Regions from separate parts of the Homo sapiens genome. Here region 2 is linked to region 1. Evidence: chromatin loops called from intact Hi-C (ENCODE). Cell type or tissue: breast epithelium. All regions are shown on one strand. Each heading gives the region's core, and the rest is flanking DNA. Links, peaks and the distances in the headings are about the cores only.

Region 1 (4,404 bases), core at 307-4,306:
GTCAGGGGTTACGCTTCCAAATGTTTCAATATATAGAACAACCTGATGGACAAGTGATTGCTGTAAATTGAAATTACAGAAATATTTTAAGGCCCTGAGAAATCTCCAAATAGCAGTGCTCTTTTTGTGTGCATAGGCCCTTTTGTGGGTAACAGAATCACTTATGGGCTCACCCACGAAGGAGAGGTTTTAGATTTTCTTTTTTTTTTTCTTTTTTTAAGTTTTTTATTTTGAAAAAAAATAGAGACAAGTTCTCACTATGTTGTTCAGACTGGTCTCGAACTCCTGAGCTTAAGCAATCCTCCCACCTTGGACCCCTAAGGTGCTGGGATTACAGGTATGAGCCACCACACCCAGCCATGGGTTTTAGATTTTCACATTCATGACTCCCATTCATTTCTCTTGGCATGGTGACTGGGAGGGCGATGAGATGCCTTCAGATGGTAATAAGCACCCTTTACATAGCACCTTTTTCCAAGATGCTTTGTACGTGAGAATCACAAGAACTTGGAGGCTGCAGAGAACTAATAGTTTCAAAAATTACATGAACACTTGGACATCTGTCTCACACTTTGTGGAATGGTAACTCACACCTTGTGGAATAGTAACAAGCAGGTAGGAGACACTCATGGCTTTTTAGAAATTCCTTATGCCAATCCCAGTTAAGCCCAAATCCCACACTTTGCTTCTGCTACTACAGGGGTTTGCAGGATATCAAAGAACCCAGGGATGTTGGTGGGTAGTAGGGAGGAGACATCCCTGAGGCTTGAGGCTTCCATTAGTTAGACAAAGGCTAACTCTCTGCCTTATCACTTTCTTATTGATTTTTCTGGTGGATAAGAAGGAATTTTATTTTTCAGTTTACCCTCTAGGCTGTGTGTTGAGTAATTATAGTGTTACCTCTATCATCTGATAGCCAGTGGGCCTCTCATCTTTTTTCTCCCTGTGCATAAAACACACTGTGGATCTCATGGTAGGAACTAAGTAAATATGTCTTGATTGATTGATTTGTATTTTTTAAAGTGCTTCCTCTCAATACAGTTGAGCCTCTGCTATGTCTCCTTAACACTGGCTCATTCTAACTTGTCCGAGACTTCACATTGCATAGATGCCAGGTAAAATTTTGGCTGAAGGACTTTTTTTTTTTTTTTTTTTTTTTTTTTTTGGTATGTGGTCTCACTCTGTTGCCCAGGCTGGAGTGCAGTGGTGTGATTTCAGCTCACTGCAACCTCTGCCTCCCTGGTTCAAGTGATTCTCCTGCCTCAGCCTCCCATGTAGCTGGGATTACAGGTGGATGACACCAGGCACGGCTAATTTTTGTATTTTTAGTAGAGTTGGGGTTTCACCATGTTGGCCAGGCTGGTCGCAGACTCCTGACTTCAAATGATCTGCTCTCCTTGGCCTCCTAAAGTGCAGGGATTACAAGCATGAGGCACCACACCCGTCCTGAAGGACATTTTAATATTATTTCCTTTTCAAGGTAGTAGACACACCTCTATTAATCTCATTAGTTTAGGTAATTACAGAAGCTGGTTATTAGAAGCCCTGATTTAACTTGAGTTATATTTTATTTCAAACATTGAGTAGTAAGTCCTCCATGGAGTAAACATGGAGGAGTGGATTATAGGTAGCTATTGGTTTTATCCATCATCCCCTGAAGGCTTTCTCATCTTCCTCTTTGTGTAACAGACATTGCACCTCCAAACATCTAAGTAGGCAGTAACAAGAACTGGCCAAATATTTCCCTGGTCATGGAGATGCAGTTAAAATTTGGGCCTATGAGCCAAACAAAGTGAGTTAGAATCTTTCTCTGCTTTTGCTACATGGGAACCAGGAGAAAGGAGTGACCTCTTTCTGATGGGGTTACTAAACAAAGGGGAGGTAAATCTAGAACTTCCTTCAGCCACTTTCTTGGGCTGCTCAGAGGGAGTCGTCATTGTTTTCTAGCATAAGGGTTACTAATCAAAGGGGAGGTAAATCCAGAACTTCCTTCAGCCACTTTCTTGGGCTGCTCAGAGGGAACCGTCATTGTTTTCTAGCATAACGGAGCTCAACTACAAAAGTAGGGCTGAAAGATGAAGGAATGACAGATGGGAAAGAAGAAGGAAAAAAAAGGGTCAAATATTGGACACTTGACATTTATACATTTATCCTCAGATTTAGCCATGCTTTAAGCCAGTGCCTCCCTTGGATTTTCATTTCCAGAGTCAATAACTATCCTCCTCCTTTGTTTTCTTGCTTATTCACTTAAATTGGTTATTTGCCACTAACCACTGAAGGAATTCTGATTAATACCATCTGTGGACTATATAGGTGGCTTATCCAAACCAACGTGGTCACATTTGGACAGAAGTATATTTCACTAGAATTTTGTTCCATAAAAGAACTTTCACAATTGAGTGTAGTAAGTCCTCAAATTGAAGAAGTGATCAACTTTTGTTCTTATGATGTTCTGACTATTAGATCTATCAATCACCTAATGCTCTTAACAGCACATGGCTCTAATTATTTGCTAACTATCATCATTATCATCATCACCATCATCATCATCATCACCATCATACTAGGTGTTTATTAAAGGTTATTGAGATGGGGACTAGGTTGAGAAATTTCCTGGAAGCCAGATAGTGTTACATTTATATGCTGTGCAAGAATATTTTTGCAGGTGGTACAACGGGTTTTGTCTATATTACTGTAGAATATGGAGTATAGTGTGCTTCATGAGATTTTTGTTGTGTTTGTTGTTTTAAGAAAGTCTTCTCTTGGCCAGGTGTGGTGACTCACACCTGTAATTCTAGCACTTTGGAAGGCTGAGGTGGGAGGATCACTTGAGCTCAGAAGTCTGAGACCAGCCTGTGCAACATAGTGAGACCTGTGTCTCATTAAACAACAACAACAACAAAAAAACAAAAACAAAAAAGGAGAAGTCTCCTCTTTATTTGGCAACATTCTTAGAGCCTTTTCAAGTTAGTTACATAAGTGTATTTGGGAGGAGTTGGCAAGATTTATTTTTACACAGAAAAACAATGCATTATTTTGACCCTATATATACAAGGTGAGACAAAACGTAGCTTATAAACATGGGCTAAGACAACTTCAGAAACCAAACACATGCCTATTCTTTTTCATGAGTTGTAGTTTACATAACCTATAAGATCACTTTAAAGAAAAAGAGAATTTTCTGTCACTTATGAACTAAAAATTTTGAAGAAATTTAGAAGTTATTTTTAAGAAAACATGAGAATTGATTATTGAAATTAATCCCAAATTAAGCAAAAGTTGTCATAATACGTTGAGAAGCACACATATCTGTCCTCTGACTGATGAGGCAATTAAAACCAATTTTGGTGAATAAGGTCAATTATAACAGGGTAGGAGACTACAGTTGCCAAAATCTGGGGAAGCTCAGTAAAAAGACAGAAACTGAGAAAATTCTAACTCTTTAAAAATCAGCCATTTTTGCCCGAGAGGATGCAAGTTGAAAACGTCTTTGTTTTTTCACTCACAATTTTATTTCTGTTCTCACACCCCACCCTCCTTTACATGAATATTAAGGACTAAGGCTTTAGCAACAGGCTTTTGGTTGTGGGGGAGCGAGGGGTAAAGGGAAAAGTGTTGTGTATGGCTTTTCATATGCTAATAAGTTGATTCCATGACAACCATTGAAAAAAGAAGGGCTGGAAACAAAAGCTGCAGCCAGAGAGAGGATCAGGGCTCTTTCAGGGACGCTGTAAGAATAACAGCCAAGACTCCCTCCTCTGAAAGGTATCTGATGGCTGCTTGTCAATGGGCTTTGTTTTAATAGTGCAGAGTCAGTATATAATTAATGCAGACTTTTATGAATCCAGATTTTACCCTCAATGTTGCTTCTATTTTAAAAAGTAGTGAATAAGAATCTGAAACCAAGAGGATGTCAAATCACTTCTCTCATTCAGGACCTGGAAGGGAGTCCATCCAGGGTAGGTTCGTAGACTATCAGTTCCAATGATCATACACTTCAGTTTTACGTAAAAAGGTCAAGGGCTTTTATCTTTGAGTCTAAGAAGGTGTTTAGAGATGGTTTAGAGGAAGTGCAATGGGAAAGGCTTGCTCTCCTCTTCAGGCAGCCTTTGAACAGCATAACATGTTATTTCCAGTGACATGTTGAAATTGTCCAGGATGCAGACAAGAGCAAGCTGTAGAATGCTGATGGCATCCTAGGTTTCCCTGACCTATGAAAGAAATCATGATTGGCTGTTTATCTTTCCAGAAACATAAAGTGACATCTTCGTGCCAGATACCCTAATGTCTAGTACAGCTAAGTTTTTGCTTGAAATCTAGTAGTCACACATATGAATTAGCTGTTGTATCATGCTAATACAATGCATTCCTTCTAGCTGGTTCTTAAATACCATAAAGTATTGC
Region 2 (4,404 bases), core at 194-4,193, 51 kb before region 1:
CACTTAAAATAACAAAATTTCATTTAACAATGTGATTCTCATAGCATAGAACCCAGGTGGAAGACTTGGGCAGACATGATCAAGTCTAGTGCGTGCTTGGGTGCTGAAGAATATCTGCAAATGTAGATTCCCAGTGATCAGAAAGCTGAGGGATAGGCCAGAAAGTTTAATAAATATTTTTAATTAATCCTGTGAACTAAAAATATGTACCTGCATGGCTGAGTCAGGAGTGTAAAGGACTTGTTGAAGCAGATTTTAATAAGCAGCATGGAGAAGCAGTGTTTTTTGAGTTAATGACTGAAATCTTCAGATAAGGTCTTATTTAGAAGATTTGTATATGATAGGTGTTTATATTCTATATATTTCAATAATGCTATGTATGTATATAGGTACTGTAATCCTTTTTATCAGCTCTATATGTTATTCAGTTTTTATTTTTTTCAAAGTTTTTTTTTCCCAATTAAAACAACATAAATAGCCTTTTTTTTTTTTTTTTTTTTTGAGATGGAGGCTCGCTCTTGTCACCCAGGATGGAGCGCAATGGCGTGATCTCGGCTCACTGCAACCTCCGCCTCCCGGGTTCAAGCGATTTTCCTGCTCCATTCTCCTGAGTAGCTGGAATTACAGGCGCCCACCATCATGCCCCGCTAATTTTTTGTATTTTTAGTAGAGATGGGGTTTCACCATGTTAGTCAGGCTGGTCAAAAACTCTTGACCTCAGGTGATCCACCTGCCTTGGCCTCCCAAAGTGCTGGGATTACAGGAGTGAGTCACCTCATCTGGCCCCTTTTTTTTATTTTTAATTTTTTTTAGAGATGGGGTCTCACTTTGTTGCCCAGGCTGGAACGCTGCAGTGGTGTGATCATAGCTCACTGCAACCTCCAATTCCTGGACTCAAGGAATCCTCCCACCTCAGCCTCCTGAGTAGAACTACAGGTGCATGCCACCACACCCAGCTAATTTTTAATTTTTTTGTAGAGATGGGTTCTTGTTATGTTACCCAGACTAGCCTTGAACTCATGACCTTGTGATCCTCCTGCCTTGACCTCCCAAAGCATGAGTGACTGTGCCCAGCCTATAAACATCTTTTTATTTAAAAAAAAACTTTAATAGTTAATTTTCCTAAAAATTTGAGAAAAACATTGGAAATATATCCAACCTGCTCACTGAAAACTCCCAAGGACTGAATGAATAAACTGCCCATTAGACAATTTTCCCTTCTCTTGTTCCCACTGGTCCTTGCTTACTAACCCTGTTAATTTTAAGTGTTGAGAATATAGAGTCAGAGATGGAAGGAAGGTGTATTAAGGTCCTTAAAAAAGAAGAAAAGACATAGGCCCATCAAACATGATAACAGCCAGGTGCCTATTACTATGGACTTTTGTCCCCAGAAATGGTTGCTAAGCTGCATTTCCAAGGAAACCACAAGGTATTTTGGCTCACATTTATCTGGCCAAGGAATAAAGTGCTGGTTGCTCAGGTAGGAGACCAGGCAGACAACTCAGAGACTTCTACTGGGATCTACTTCTCAAGGATACTGTTTGTCAAATAACCAGCATGAATATTTCCCTCAGTGAAACCCTTCCTAACTATTCCACAATTTGGCATTTCCTCTTCTGTGATTATGTGCTTCCCAAGCAATTTGTATATTTGTGCATCGAAACACTTACTATATTGCAGTGATTACCTGTATAATGTCAGCTCCCTACAACACGATACCAGGCTCATATTAGGGAATTGACTAGATGAGTAAATAATCTAAAGAAAATACCTTTTTGAGTAACCAACTTTGATTACCCTAGGATGTAAGAGATCTCCCAGTCAACCTAGGCTATCAATAGCAACTGGATGCTTATTGTTTACTCACTAGGCAAATGTATTGAGTGTTCCCAGTGTTAATTTGCTTTTGCTTTTTATGATTTGCCATTTTATCAAGGCTCTCTTGACCTCGAATTTCTCTAAAATATAATTCATTAATGTGAGAAGAAATGAGATCATTGCCTACGAGGTCCTGACTTTTTAAGATAAATTTATGAAATGTAAATTCTGTACAATAAATTTATATTAGAGGTAATATTTTGATACTTATGTCCCTAAAAATAGTAGTTGGAAAAGTATTTTTTAATAGTCTTTTAAGGCTGTTTAGATATTGGTGAAACATAAGGAGAAGAAAATTCCACGCTAAACGCTTAGTAATTGTATATGCATTTTATTGTGTCCTAACTTAGACCATGCTATGGAACAAAATAGACAACTATTCTGTATTATTTAAATTTGGTTCCTATTTTAGTGTTCAAAGAATAACTTTACATATGCATTTAAACTTTTTTTTTTTTTTTTTTGGAAATGGAGCCTTGCTCTGTCACCCAGACTGGAGTGCAGTGGCGGGATCTTGGCTCAATGAAATTCCTGCCTCCCAGATTCAAGCGATTCTCATGCCACAGCCTCCCAAGTAGCTGGGATTACAGGCATGCACCACCACACTCAGCTAATTTTTGTATTTTTAGTAGAGAAAGGGTTTTTCCATGTTAGCCAGGATGGTCTTGAACTCTTGACCTCAGGTGATCTGCCTGCCTCGGCCTCCCAAATAGGTGGGATTACAGGCGTGAGCCACCACACCTGGCCTTAAACTTTTTTTGTTATTAAAAAAAATTCAACCCATCTTTATGTATTACTTCATTTTTTTTTGAATTACAATATATGTAGTAAAAATTACACAATTTATGTCTTAATTATGTATTATGTTTCAAAAATTTTATCCTAACTTTTAAATAATATCCTAAGCTCTTTGAAGAAAGGAATAAAATTGGACCTCTTTTGAATCCTAAACTTTGCCTAGGACTTAATAAGTACTGTTTGACTGATAAGCAGTGGCTTCCATTTACTGAGTCCTATGCTATACACTGTGTGTGTATGTAAGAGTGTATGTATTATACGGATCATGTATAACTATGTATATAACTATATATATGTGTATGTGTATATAGTAGGTGTATGTAAATATCATTTAATCCCCATGACCACCTGATGAGAGTATATTCTGTCTTCATGTTACAGATCAGGAAAACAAGGCTTCTGGAGGAAATATAGCTCAGATAATCTATTTAAGAAGCAGCATTTGAACTCATGTGTATTTTGGGTTTGAAGTGTTAATTTTTCAGTACACAATCTCATAGTCCTCTCCTTTCTTTCTTAAGAATTAATTAGTTGCTGACTCTTTGGGGAAGGTAGAAGGAAGTTTAAAATGGCATATAACATTTTGACCTGGTATGTTCTGGAAATTAGGACTGGAATGTGTCCCTTTAGAGGAGAACATATCAGAATTGACATCTGTTTAATGGCTTGCAGAGAAAAGAGGTAGAGCTTGTTATATTCCTATCTCTATTTCTATGCAGCTGAAATTGATCAGTACAAGTTCAAAAAATGTATTTATCCTGCAGGAAAGCAAATAGAAGGGATGGATCTAGAGATTCACATTGATGGATAGCCATGGGCCCTGCTCCTAGCCTGCTCTCCTTATGGGCATTGGGAGTGTTTGAAAATAGCTCTAGTATCTGGATTAACCTGTAGTGACCACCCCTGCCTGGCTCTGCAGGGAGGTGGTCATGCAAGCACTCCCCACCATCAGGAAATGTATTTTGATTATGGCATGAAAATGAATGCCAACAGTTGTCTTCTGTGTTTTTATTAGGAGCTCTGCCTAGGCACAGACTCTGAATAATAAGTGAATATTAAATAATATGCTTAACAAACTTTTGAATATTTAAGCACTTAAAAATCAGTGGCCAGACATTAAGAATCAGTAGTTGCCTGTCCAGGTTATAACATGGGCTAAAACAGAAGAGAAAAAAATAATTCTAAGCTGCTTTTACAGTAATTTGGGAAATAAAATTAAAAGTCTAAAGATGGGCGCAATGGCACATCTGTAATCCCAGCTATTCTGGAGGCAGAGGCAGGAGGATCCCTTGGCCCTAGGAGTTTAAGACCAGCCTGGACCCGGGCAACATAATAAGAACCCGTCTCGGGCTGGGTGTGGTGGCTCACGCTTGTAATCCTGGCACTTTGGGAGGCCAAGGTGGGCGGATCAGTTGAGGTCAGGAGTTTGAGACCAGCCTGGCCAATACAGTGAAACCCCGTCTCTACTAAAAATACAAAAATTGACTGGGTGTGGTGGCAGGCACCTGTAATCCTAGCTACTTGGGAGGCTGAGGTAGGTGAATTGCTGGAACCTGGGAGGCAGAGGTTGTAGTGAGCCGAGATTGTGCCACTGCACTCCAGCCTGGGCAGCAAGAGCGAGACTCTGTGTCAAAAAAAAAAAAAAAAAAAAAAAAAAGAACCCATCAAAAAAAAGAAAGAAAAAAGCAAAAGTGAGAAAGAGAGAAAGAAAGAAAGGAAGGAAGAAAG

The links. Hi-C counts contacts between places; a loop is a spot of excess contacts. Peaks named below come from ENCODE experiments on the same cell type or tissue, not always from the same donor. Only the 100,000 strongest peaks of a DNase experiment are listed, where the experiment ranks them.
Region 2: it touches region 1 in a loop (21-fold over the local background); 5 of 110 quality-filtered maps call a loop at or near these places.

The regions. Positions count from the first base shown.
Region 1 is chr6:113,586,729-113,591,132 of GRCh38, reverse strand. It overlaps LOC124901379 (a long non-coding RNA gene), which reads left to right and starts at 3,714. Exons shown (of 2, transcript XR_007059713.1): 1 at 3,714-3,959. RefSeq lists an enhancer at 3,435-4,020. In breast epithelium, for the core only: no CTCF peak of the experiment used is centred there; no DNase peak of the experiment used is centred there.
Region 2 is chr6:113,637,263-113,641,666 of GRCh38, reverse strand. The region is part of intron 1 of LINC02541 (long intergenic non-protein coding RNA 2541); the gene reads left to right. Among named protein-coding and RNA genes, the nearest start is that of LINC02541, 11 kb to the left of the region's middle. In breast epithelium, for the core only: no CTCF peak of the experiment used is centred there; no DNase peak of the experiment used is centred there.